2 separate regions of the Homo sapiens genome follow, and region 2 is linked to region 1. The links are chromatin contacts, found by Hi-C or POLR2A ChIA-PET in ENCODE. All regions are on one chromosome and are shown on one strand. Each heading gives the region's core, a stretch centred on a gene start or an enhancer-like site at or near the end of the contact. The rest is flanking DNA. Distances are from core to core; before and after follow the strand shown.

Evidence for each region. A loop is a pair of places that touch in the nucleus more often than their neighbours do. ChIA-PET counts read pairs that join two places held with the same protein, here RNA polymerase II (POLR2A). Pooled maps may share reads with other maps.
Region 2: a loop to region 1 is called in a map of endothelial cell of umbilical vein, with 6 times the contacts of the local background. The contact joins two enhancer-like sites. A Hi-C loop is called at or near these places in 1 of 168 maps with a recorded cell type or tissue (endothelial cell of umbilical vein) and 1 of 50 pooled maps. POLR2A ChIA-PET finds 5 or more read pairs at or near these places in 1 of 52 experiments (H1).

What each region holds. Positions count from the first base shown.
Region 1 is chr6:143,697,147-143,703,700 of GRCh38, reverse strand. All of the region lies in intron 1 of PHACTR2 (phosphatase and actin regulator 2), which reads right to left. Among named protein-coding and RNA genes, the nearest start is that of PHACTR2, 22 kb to the right of the region's middle. Within about 2 kb of position 2,507, at least 4 of the 41 ENCODE cell types and tissues checked have a DNase peak (open chromatin) inside an H3K27ac peak, as active enhancers do; they include endothelial cell of umbilical vein, where a contact is called at or near this core.
Region 2 is chr6:143,819,688-143,826,241 of GRCh38, reverse strand. It overlaps PHACTR2 (phosphatase and actin regulator 2), which reads right to left. Exons shown (of 13, transcript NM_001100164.2): 13 at 1-2,568. The coding sequence ends at 2,553. Among named protein-coding and RNA genes, the nearest start is that of LTV1, 20 kb to the left of the region's middle. Within about 2 kb of position 3,293, at least 3 of the 41 ENCODE cell types and tissues checked have a DNase peak (open chromatin) inside an H3K27ac peak, as active enhancers do; they include endothelial cell of umbilical vein, where a contact is called at or near this core.

The DNA of each region.
Region 1 (6,554 bases), core at 1,258-3,757:
TAATAATCATGGCAAAAGTATTTGAAAAATTATTTTGCCATCATCTTTTTAAATCCCTAAGAGTAAAAGAACAGAATGTAAGCAAGAAATTAAATTTAAAGAAAAAGAACAGAATGTGAAAACATTACTATATTAGAATGTATTGAAAGGATTTTAGTCGCTCTGGAGGAAGATTGCTCGTAACCCTGCTATTCATACATGCCTCCCAATTTGCCAATTTCCATTCCCCCATCACTTGAAAGAAACTACAAAGTTATCTAAAGGCAGTTGGGATAAGATCAGTTGTTCCCACAGTCATTAAAATTAATACTATGGAGATTTTCCAAAAAGATTTTTTCGAGGCATACAGACAGAATGTAAATGATATTGCACTCACAATCACATTCAGACCAAAGTGTCAATCATTCCAAAGCCCCAGAAATCCTCCTTATGCTTCTTCCAAATCAATACCACCCTCTCACCTCTATTCCCCCAGATAACCACTATTTTGACTTCCAGCAGCATTGATTTGTGTTACCTGTTCTTTTTTTTTTTTTTTTTTTTTAGTAATTTTTTGTAGAGACAGGGTTTTACCATGTTGTCCAGGCTGGTCTCAAACTCCTGGACTCAAGTGATCCACCTGCCTGGGCCTCCCAAAGTGCTGGGATTACAGGTGTTAGCCACTGTGCCCTGGCCTGTTTTATCACTTCTTGAACTTTAACTTAGTGGAATTACACAATATAATCTTTTGTATTTCTTTCACTGAATGTCTGTGAGATTCATCTATAAACTTTTTTCCCTTACTTGGTTTCTGGGAAAGCTAATCTACTTCTCTACCATCTTTTGATGTTGCCCTGAAGCCATGATAAATTAGAATTTCACCGAAGCAAGATTAAAGGTAGAGCAGTAGTTTATTTTCTGTAAAAAAAAAAAAAAAAAAAAAAAAAAGTTGTATATATATTCTTACAATGCATATTAGAGCACTCAGTAGTTCTGAGCAATGTAATTTATAAAAGCACTGGGTTACAGTGTTATCCACCATGGGACAACTATCATGTTTAGTACTTTCACATTATGCTATATATTAAAGCCCTATATATAAGGAAACTGGGAGCCAGGAAGGCTATCTGGCTTCCCAAATTGTTAACTAGTGAAAGAGATAAGAGTCTAGGTCACCTGATTCCTGATCCAGGCTTATTTCCCACTATACCAGGCTGTCTCCATTGGCATATGATAGCTAAACTCATGGTGAACCAGCAACACTCCTAGTAGCTCTAAAATAGCAGTAAGACTATTTGTAAAAAACAAAAAAGCAGGCTGGGTGCCGTGGCTCACGCCTGTAATCCCAGCACTTTGGGAGGACGAGGCGGGCAGATCACAAGGTCAAGAGATCGAGACCATCCCGGCCAACATGGTGAAACCTCATCTCTACTAAAAATACAAAAAATTAGCTAGCTGTCGTGGTGCGCACCTGTAGTCCCAGCTACTCTGGAGGCTGAGGCAGGAGGATCGCTTGAACCAGGAAGGCGGAGGTTGCAGTGAGCCAAGATCATGCCACTGCAATCCCTTCTCAAAAAAAAAAAAAAAAAAAAAAGCAAAGAAGACATTGCACAATCAGGACAAGCAATAAATCTGTGTTATTGTTCTGGGTTTTGACCACCCAACTGGGATGGTAAACTGTAAGCCAAGAAGAGAGTTGGAGCCTAGTTCCAACTCTGCTACTTAATCAGCCCTGTGACCTTGTGCTAGGATCCCAATTTTTCATTGCTGAAATTAGGAGACTAGGTTAAATGATCTCTAGGCTCCTTTCCAACTTTAAAAATTCTATGACTTCATATTGCTTTGTGCTGAGTGTATCAGTCTTGTAGGTCACATTAAGACCTATTCTATTACTTGATATTTTATTATGCTAAAAAAAGGACCTGTTCTAAGTGCTTTATCAATACTGCCTCTTTCATCATTACTACAACCCTGCGAAGTAGTTGCTATTAGTATTCCCATTTTATAGATGAGGAAGTTGAGGCTGAGAGACCAAGCAACTAGCAAGATCCCACAGCTGGTAAGCAGGATTTAAACTCAGGGAGTTTACCTCCCAAGTATTCCCTGTACAAAAATGGGGAGGAGGGTAGTGGGTGGGAGTGGATTTTTATTTTAAGATAAGGCAAGAGATAAACCCTAATGAGTAGTAACTCAATTCAACTCCCAGCCACTTATTGGGCTAATCCAAGGAGTTAGGGTAGGTACTGTTTTGCTGTCTAAAACAATGCCCAGTGTCATCACGGTTAATTTCACGCTGGCGGCAGGCAGTGTACTCTATACTTTATACTGACTAAAGTAATTTGATTGTACAGAATCCTTATTTATCATAATATTAATTTTAGAAGTTTGATACTATCAATTTTTAAACTTGTTTTTTTAACAGAGGCAGACATTATTTTTAAACTCCCAGAGGGAAAAGCTACTAAAGACTTCCATCTGCCTGCAAGCACTGACAGAGAATTCCAGAGTTTAAACTTGTGGCCAACAGGCCTGCAGAACGAATATGTTTGTGCAGCTGCATGACATCCTGATTCACTGACATGAACAACATCCCCTAGACTTGCTACAGGATATTTAACAGATTAAATAAAGTCGCTCTTATTTGGGGTTTACAGAAATTCTGATTGAGTAGGCAAAGGGCCACTTTGCTAATGGAAAAATCAATTTTAATGTAAATAAAAGCATTTTACGTTTTGAATGCCACTGTTATCGCTACAAGGGAAGGGTTGTCTCTATGAACAGATAGGATGACTGCTTAGGAATAGCAAGATGTCGCTACAGAGAGGAAAAACGTGACAGGAATCAACCAACAACCTATCTTGTTCCCCGTAGATGTTAGTCATATACAACAACTCCCGGAGTCTGAAGTGGAGCAGGTCATGGTGTGTAGAGTGTGTGCTGTGTTTGTGAAAAGGAAGAAAAAGCTGATATATCCCCAATGGACAATCTGCCAAGTGAAAGAATTTCAACTCATCCATGATAGGATAATGATCACCCTGTTCATGCTGGGAATGTGCGTCAGCACAGAACTTTAGGGGAGAAGCTGGTAGACCTTATATATAATTTGTGAAATAAAATATACTGAAATATCACAGTTCTCCTCTCGCCCCCCCTCCCCACTGCCCCCAATCAATGGAGTCTCGTTCTGTCACCCAGATGGAGTGCAGTGGTGAGATCTCAGCTCACTGCAACCTCCGGCTCCTGGGTCCAAGTGATTCTCTTGCCTCAGCCTCCCGAGTAGCTGGGATTACAGGTGCATGCCACCATGCCTTGCTAATTTCTGTATTTTTAGTAGAGACGCGGTTTCACCATGTTGGCCAGGCCAGTCTCAAACTCCTAAGCTCAAGTGATCCGCCCACCTCAGCCTCCCAAAGTGTTTGGTTTACAGGCATGAGCCACCGCGCCTGGCTGAAATATCACAGTTTTTAAGTAAGGGGCTAAATTTTGTTTCAGACAAAATTATGAAAAAATTCCCATTGAGGATGAATGTAACACAAATATTATTAAAATAACACATTAAATCTAGACCAATATATTTAAGTCGAAAGGCTGGTGGATAAATAAAAGCCCAGAGAATATATATAATGTGACTAACGTTCTCTCTATGTCCAAGAGCCTCCTGGCAGTCATACAGGGTCCCCAAGGCCGGTATCTGTGGAGAGACCGTGGCCACATGTAGTATCCCGGACAATCTCCCCAAGGCAGACATGAAACCTGCAGGCATGTACTATGGAAAACAGGATGCTGGGAGATCCATCCCATGGAGAAGAATTTATGTCAATTAGTCATACGGAGTCCCCAAGGCTCCCAGATTTACGTCCTTATAGCTCAGTTAAGAGATGACTGCAGCAACCCAGGCATCTGAACTTGGAGAGAAGGAGCGAAAAGGGACTGGAAATGATGGATGATCTGAGGGACACTGAGGAGAAAGAAGAGAGGAGTCTGAGGAACTGCCTGAGAACTCCATGGCCTGAACCTCTACAAGGGTATGGCTGGATGTCAAGAAGAGAGAAGATTTGGAGGAGAGACCTTTAGCTTGTATTCAGGCACCATGAACTTCAGGTGCTGGCAGAACATTCAAGGGAAGATGTCCAACGGACAGTCAGAAATGCATTACTGGCACTCTAGCAAGAAGCTGGAGTTGAAGTTATTTGGTGGAGTCTTCTAAACAAAAGCAGCTGTTGAGGACCAGGGGTAAACTCCTAGAGAATGATTACATTTAGGAGCAAGTGGGCTTTGCACAATAAAGAACGTTGAACTCCTTTGGCATTGAGAATGAACAAGTAAAGAAAAAGGTTTTGTTTGCTGTTTGTTTTAAGTTCATAAAGTGTGAAGGACACTCAAGCAGGTTCATGGGCTGAGGAGAAGGAGCCCTGGGTGTCGGGGTGTTGAAGATGCAAGAAAGAAGAAGGGCTGCAGAGCTGCACCAGCCAGGATGTCAGACCAGCCACACGGGGACTGCATGGGGACTGAATTCCTTCAGGTCATAGCGAGATTTGGGGTGGAGAGGGAGAGTCTGAACTTCATCCAGTGAATATGAGGAAATGACCAGGAAGTCAGGAGATGACAGCACCAAAGAAATGTGAAGGAAAACTCAGCAGACGGCACCTACCTCAGATGAGGGCATGCACAAGACTGGACGCAAAATGAGCAGGGAATAGCACTGGGGAGTTGATGCAATGTCAGCGCCCCCTGTGATAGGAGAGGTAAAGGACAACAGAGCCACCATTGAAGAGAATTACCAGGGCAACAGTGTTGCCAAGGAGACCCAGGGTTCGGACAATCCAAGGGAGAGGAGGAAGGAGATATCTGCAAAAATAATGAGGCTGTAGAAAAGTGTGTTCACTGTGGAACGGAAACATTCATGCACAATTAACTGAGCAGCTATTATAGAGGAAGGGCTACAATGGTAAGCAAAAACAGATCAGATCTCTGCCCTTAGGAGGCTTGCAGGCCATGAGAGAGGCTGACATTAGTCAAACAACCATCCACCCAAACGTAGACCTGCAGTGTGTAGTGAGTAGGAAATGTGGGGGACCCCAGAGGCTCACACGGTGGTACTGTGGCATTAGTTCCCACGGCAGACATAGCACAAGATGGCCTCCAAATTATGAGTTAAAATTCAGGGTAAAATTGTTTGAGGGCTACAGAGGTTTAGTCTAGTTTCATAGCATTGCCTAAAAGGTAGAAATATCCTATGCAAATTAAACAGGAAACCATTTAAAAGCCACTGAAAAGCAAAAGATTAACATTCCTTGGTTTGTACACCTAATTCTCTTGAGAGAAACAATTCCACTAGTTGCTTTTTAAAAAAATAATTTTATAATAATGATGCCTTTAGCATTGATTTTATACTTTTTCTAACATAGTTATTGAGGATGCCCCACTTGCGAGATGTTCTATTTTGGTTTCTTTCTTTAAAATGACAGGTGTGTTAAGCAAGCATTCCAGAGAATGAGTTGCTCCAGCAGGATTTGGATAAAACACACACAGAAAGCCTCTGAATCCAATTAGAGCACCATCAAACCAACTAGCTTATTCCAAAATCCTTTTCTAATATAATTTTTATTTAGATTTTCAATACTGGTCTGAAGAAACATTGAACATGTTCTAGAATGATGGGAAAAAGCCCGTAACAGAACCTCAGAATAGCCAGTTGCAATTCACCAATGTTTTCAGAAACCATAAAAATGATTTTTAATTGTTGTTGTTATTAAGTGAGTAGGTTAAAAAAAAGACTACCTCTCTGAGAAGCAAGAAAAAATAATACTTCTCACCACTAGATTAGGAGTCCCATGAGGACAGGGAGCAAGTTGATTTTATTCCTGGTGGTGCCCCTATACTGTACTTAGGCCACAAAAAGGTCCCTAAAAATATTTACAAAAAGAATAAGTCATGGGTAAATGTGGGGCAATAATTTACAAGGCCTAGGCTATGATTTATTTTAGCAGGTCTTTAGATTTTTCACAGAGGAAATTGTTTCCAACAGTGCCTTCCTGTAGAATTCCAAATATTTTGAAAGATAATATAACAAACACTAATGTTTGAAATTGGGAAAATATCAGAGCCAGCAGGAAGGATGATTAACACTCATAAGAATGGTACAGACATTGCTGACACAGTTTTCAGGTAAGCAAACACTTAATTGCTCTTTACAAGGTAATTGAAAGACAATTCATCAAAGACAAATAATTGAAAAACAGCTGGAATAATTTATATGTGAAATTGTCTTTTAAGAAGTTTCTATTTTCACCCGGTGATGAGTGGTGAAAATTAATTTCTTCAAGAGCACTCTCTTTGTTAACATTTCCTTCTTTCTCATCTCAGATTTTTCTTCAGTCTTAACCTTCTTTCTCCTAATTGGGGAAGCCAGAAAAGCAATTTTGTTCCATGGCAAAGAAACAAGAAAATAAGTTACCTAACTAAATTGGAACTAAATCCAAACTGCTTTTGTTTTTTCCATTCTCTTTAGGCATCACACACGAGAATGTGAATCTCTTAGAAAACAGTGGAACAATATAGAAAACTATAAAACC
Region 2 (6,554 bases), core at 2,044-4,543, 120 kb before region 1:
GGCCGGTGGGGATATGTCTCATCTCTGCTCTACTAAAATAGAACCATATTCTGCAAAATACAGCTTAGCTCATAATCCTTTAATTCTTTCCACAGCTTTTTACTCAAGCCATCATTCTAATAAAATAATTGGTGATTCCGATTACCTAAACAGTAGACTAGCAGTGGCTAATTTTTTTTTTTTTTTACTTTTAAACTTGTCTCTAACTTAGAAAATTTTTTCTAAATGTATCGATTAGTGTAAAGAAAAAGTATGAGTAGTTAATAAATCTGACCTATTATACAAGAAATGCAATTTTGAAATACCAGATTTTCATTTTTTGTACTAAGTGTATCTCATTGTAGGCAATAAAAAATTGCATCACAGGCATCAAAAGTGGGAAAAAATTGTTCCTTTTATCAACCAAATAGAAACTTTCAATAACATACTTTGAGTGATAAAATGGTGATGTCTTACATTTACCATTATAGAGAGGTCTTGTGGTTAGAAATTTAAAAAGTGTTTAAAGATGATTAAGCATAGACAATTAAAAGAAACATTATATCTCTTGGTATTTTTCTCAAGACACTAAAATAATAAAATAAAAATATAATTAAGGAAAAGCATGACTTTGGGAAAAAAAAAATCACAAGTTAATTTTTATGGCTGGATTGAAACACTGTAAAATAGACAAAACCTCAGCCAGAGACAGACACCTGGGCATGCAGAAAAATTTTTTCAAAGCAAAAAATTTGTCTTATCCTATTAGTGAAATGACAACAGACTCTAGGTGTGTTTTATTAATGCACAGAGTCTAACAAGAGGTGCAGTAATGCTGGTTACTTTTCCTAATTCTAACATGGTCCTGGCTTTTTATAGTAGGCCAACTGGCATTAACATTTTTTATTTTTAAATAAAATGATCCGATTTCAAGTGGTTCTTTAAAATACCAATGAATGGCAGGATCTACATTTATTCACCGGGTTAAATGCTTACTTTTCGGTTGAAATAGAAAATGACAGTCTTGAACCAGAAACATCTTAGAAAATTGTAGTCCAAACTCTGAGAATAAAATAAACTCTATTTGGGTCTTGTTTTGTTATTCATTTCATGTGTTTTTAATTAAAGGGGCACAAAGCACTTGTGAAGAACAATGAAATGCAAGGTGGTATTTACATATGGTCATATGTATTTGGGAGCAGAAGTCATAGTGTGCCTGTGACTCCATGGAAAATAGCAACACAATAATAGAGAGTTTCTTAATGTAAACAATACAGACTGTAGGCTCATAGGGAAAACTTCCACTACTTTAACCTCACTGATTCTTTTGCATTGACAGTAAATACTGTACTGTATCTATGGATGCCATCTGCAGATTCTTAAAATACAAGATGAGGATTTCCTCACACACAACTTAGTGGGAACTTTCCATGTTCTGTTAAGCCTTTGGGTGTTTTTTTGATCTGTGTCCTTTTTTTTTTTTTAAATAGCAGCAATCCAACTTTAAAAAAATGCAGCACTAAAAAAATAACTAGTCCTTATTCCCATGCAGGACTAACTGCAGGCAGCACATTTGTATCTTGCTTAAGTTTTGACTTTGGATTCAAGTTTTTATTACAGGTGTCATGATTGCCAATACTGTCTTCTCTAGGTGAAGTATGGTTGCTTTGACTTTGGATCTAATCAAGATAGGGAAAGATCAAAAGATTTATTTCTGAAGCTTGCTACAGTTTTCTAGGGTCACATTACATCTGACTTTATTCCCAGTCCTCTTATCCTGTGAAGGCTGGTACACTAGGAAAGGGATATTTAAAAATGTCAAGTGTGCATAGCTAATGCTACTTAAAAGCATGCAACAAAATTTGGGTAAGCATGCTTGTTAAGAGTCAGTAGAAGCTCTTGCATTTAAGAAAAAGATGCATGAAAACATTCAGACTTATTTCTGGCAACTGGATTCACTGGCACAACATAAAATAATGGTACTATACTGTACCAACATAATGGTGAAACAAGAGTATTCTCCGATCAAGTCTTTGAGGAATCCACATCAGGAGGTTAAATTCCTAAATCCCTTAATAAGTTCTCAGCTACCGAATAACTACTTCAAAAATACATTTATGCTTCAATTTTCTCTTTTCTTCATTAACATAATGAAATATTTCTCTTTCTTTCTGATTTCCAACTCCCACCCCTTTTCAGTGCCCAGCAATTTTAATCTATATTTTTCTTTCACCCGCATTATAAAATTTGGCTTTCTGGTAACAGGGAGCCAGTGATTGTCTTCTGCTCATCTTCTTTGATTAAAGCTTCTGATGAAGAATATCCACGGTGTCTCTTACCATCGCTGTGCATTCTGGGCAGCAAGAGTCACTGCATCCTTCCTTTTGCTTGTTGGAGCCATCTGGGCCACACAGGTGAGGAGCACTTCCCAGCCAAGCTGAGTCACACACTTCCTTCACCACAAGTTAAACGGAAACACACACATTCAAATCCCAGTGCAATATCAGGTTTTCAGGAAGCAGGGCTTCCCCCAAAGATGATCAGTCTCTGTTTCCAAATAGTCTCACTCTTCGTTATGGACGATGAAACCTGGAGTAAGAAATAGAAACTATAAGCCTGTGGCCTAGGAGCACATTCTGCATGCAGTGAGCTGAATAAGGCGTGGTCATGTTTACAATGAAAAGGTACCCCAGATATCCCCCAACTGAATTACTGTTTACAAATTTCTGTCATAACAAAATACTGTTACAAATATTATTAAGGAAAGCATATATAAACGCTTTCCTTATATATATGTTTACATATAAGCATATAAGGAAACCTTATATAAAAGATGCTGGTTATAGTATTCAAGTTACACAGCAACCAAGACAGAAAACATCACTATTCTTGAGCATCGTGCTCTAACCTTTATCAAGCAGAGGGAGATGTTTCACAAAGGGATTTTGGTACACCTCGTCTGTATTATAAAAGCACAGTAACAAATAGACACTTTTTCATTAGCTTCAGCCTCTCATCATCTCCTGCTGACGACTCCAAATCTACTTTCTACACTTGAATTTCCAAAAGCCCACAGGGCGCTTCCCCCCAGATGTTCCACAGGTATATACTAAGCATGTCCACAACTATACAAAGCTTTCCTTGTTAACCTGCCTTTGCACTTTGTCTTATTTAATATTCTATCTTTAAAAATATTTTTGGTCTAGAAACCTCAGATTAGCAATTCATTTCTCTCCCTCATCCAGCATTTCCTATTAGTCACCAAGTCCTGCCTCAACTGCCTGTCTTGGAATCATTAAAGTTCCATCTTTTGCTGGCACTACTTTTACGGTATGCTTGTTAGCCAGCCAGCTGGCTTCCTTTCCCTCCTTGTGAGTTCCTGAACATTCCTTGCATTTTTGTAGCCCGGTGCTTTTGAACATGCTGTTCACTAATACTGCAATTCCTTCCCTTCATTTCCTATCTATGTTTTCATTTTCAAGATCAAGGTCAAAAGTTATCTTCTCCATAAAGCCTTAAGTGATCAAGCTCTTCAGCCTACTTCTGCAATTCCACATTTATGCAACTCTGCCTAGCATTTCACTCTGTCTTCTACAGTCGAATGCTCATCTGCTCTGGTCAGCCAGTCTCCTAATTGGTTTCCCTGTCCCAGGCTCTCTCCATCAAATCTATGCTCCTCACTGTTGCTCACACTATCCTTAAAAATACTGGTTCCATCATTTCAGTTCTTGGGGTTTTTAAAATCTTTTTTTATTTTTAATTAGATATGGGGGTCTCGCTATGTTACCTAGGCTGGTCTTGAACTCCTGGTCTCAAGCGATTTGCCCACCTTTGCCTTCCACAGTGCTGTGATTACAGGTACGAGCCACTGCGCCCAACCCAGTTCTTTCTCAAAAGGATCGTATTGTTCCCCATTACCTACAAAATAAAATTTAAGCTGGGCATGGTAGCATACACCTGTAATCCCAGCTGCTTGGGAGGTTGAGGTGGGAGGACAGCCTTGAGTCCAGGAGTTCAAGACAAGTCTGGGCACATAGTAAGACCCTGTCCCTTAACAAAATTAAAATAAGAAAGCCAACAAAATAAAATTTAAAGTTCCTGGAGTAGCAAGTAAGGCTTTTCAGAAAGTGGCCCAACTCATGGTTCTAGCTATATCTCTATCACTGCTTCCAAATACTCTCCATTTCAATCACTTGCCCCAAAAAGGCTTTTGCGCTAATGCCCTTTCCTCTACCTACTTTTTGCAGGGTGGGTTGGGGGGAGCTCCAGAGGGGGACAGGGTTTCACTCCTATTGCCCAGGCTGGAGTGCAGTGGTGCGATCTCAGCTCACTGCAGCTTCAACCTCCTGGGCTCAGGTGATTCTCCCACCTCAGCATCCAAGTAGCTGAAACTACAAGCATGCACCACCATGCCCAGCTAATATTTGTATTTTTAGTAGAAATGGGGTTTTGCTATGTTGCTCAGGCTGTTCTCAAACTCCTGCACTCAAGCAATCTGTCCTCGGCCTCCCAGCGTGCTGCGATTACAGGTTTGATCCACCACACCTGGCCTACTCTTTCTTCTACCTTTATCTCTCTTACCATCTGCGCTTTATGCAGTCTCACTCTGTGAGTTCTCCAAACTCTTTTCTCCACTGCTCAGGGAAGCACTAATTGCTCTCTTTCCTGTGTTCCCATAACCTTTGGCTTATGCCAGTTATTGCTTACATTATATAATCTTTGGATACATGTGCCTTTGCTATTGGATCATGAGAAGCTGAGGAAGGAAACTTTCTTATCCATTTTTACATACTCATTGAATACAATCTCCGGCACGTGATAGTACTTACTAAACGTCACTGTGTTGAATACAAGCATTACAAAATGAAAAACTAAAAAATAAGAGCAGGTGAAATGAGATGGGCCACGAATTGATAACTGAGGAGCTGCTAGTTGGATACGAGGGACTTATATTACTTCTGTGTTTGACAAAAGTCAAAAGAAAAATAAGATATACCAAGCTTTACAAAACTGGTAGGCAATTTATTACTAAAGCAGGAATGTGTCCACTTTGAGTTCTGTTCTTAGTCTATCCCTGACTGTAACCTTGGGCAGATGTGAGGACCGCCATGCCTGCATTTGATACACAGAGGCAACATCACTCTTTCACTTTTTCGAGGGCCAGGTCAAGGGCCCTGCTGCCTCGTGCAGCCTCAGGACATTGTTCCCTGCATCCCAGCCACTTTGGCTCCAGCCTTGGCGCAAAGGGCCCCAGATACAGCTCAGGCTTCTGCTTCAGAGGGTGCAAGCTGAAAGCCTTGACAGCTTCTACATGATGTTAAGCCTGCAGATGCACAGAATGCAAAAGTGATGGAAGCTTCAGACACTCCACCTAGATTTCAGGGGATACATGGAAAAGCCTGGGTGTCCAGGCAGAAGCCTACTGGAAGGGCACAGCCCCCACAGAGAACCTCTACTAGGGCAGTGTGGAAGGGAAATGAGGAGTTGGGGATTCCACAAAGGGTCTCTGCTGGGGCATTGCCTAGTGGAACTGTGAAAAGGAAGTCACTGTCCTCCAGACCCCAGAATGGTAGATCCACTGGCAGCTTGCACCCTGTGCCTGGAAAAGCCACAGACATTCAACGCCAGCCTGTGAGATCAGCCTGGGGGCTGCACCTTGCAAATCCACAGGGGTAGAGCTGCCCACTTACACCAGAGTACCCAGGACATGGGACATGGAGTCAGAGGAGATTATTTTGGAGCTTTATGATTTAACAACTGCCTTGTTGGGTTTTGAACTTGCATGGGGCCTGTAGCCACCTTCTTTTGTCTGATTTCTCCCTTTGGGAACGGGAATGTTTACCCAGTATAGATCTCCACCATATCTTGGAAATAACTTACTTGTTTTTTATTTTACAGGATCATAGGTGGAAAGGATTTGCCTTTTTTCAGATGAGATTTTGAACTTTTGAGTTAATGCTGGAATGAATTAAGACTTTGGGGGACTTTTGGGAAAGCATTTTGAAATGTGAGAAGGACATGAGATTTGGGAGCAGCCAGGGTCAAAATGATACAGTTTGGATATTTGTCCCTGCCAAATCTCATGTTGGAATATAATCCCCAATGCTGGAGGTGGGGCTGGGAGGTGTTTGGGTCCTGGGGGTGGATCCCTATGGCTTGGTACTGTCTTTGTGATGGTGAGTGACTTCTCACGAGGTCTGGTTTAAAAGTGTGGGGCACTTCTCCTCCACTCTTTCTCCCATTCTTGCCATGTGATGTGCCTGCTCCCCCTTCGCTTTCTGCCGTGATTGGAGGCTTTCTGAGGCCTCCCCAGAAGCAGATGCTGCTATGCTTCCTGTACAGCCTGCAGAACTGTGAGCCAATTAAACCTGTTTTCTTATAAATTACCTAGTCTCAGGTATTTCTTTATAGCAGTCAAGAATGGCCTAATACAGTCTGTGAGGGTGTTTTCAGGGACTGGCTTGTGAGTCTGAGTGGACTAGGTAGGGAAGATCTTCCCTCAGTGTCGGTGGCCACAGCCAATCTGCCAGAGAGCCAGAGAGGACAAAAACAGAGAAAAGGAGACTATGTCAATC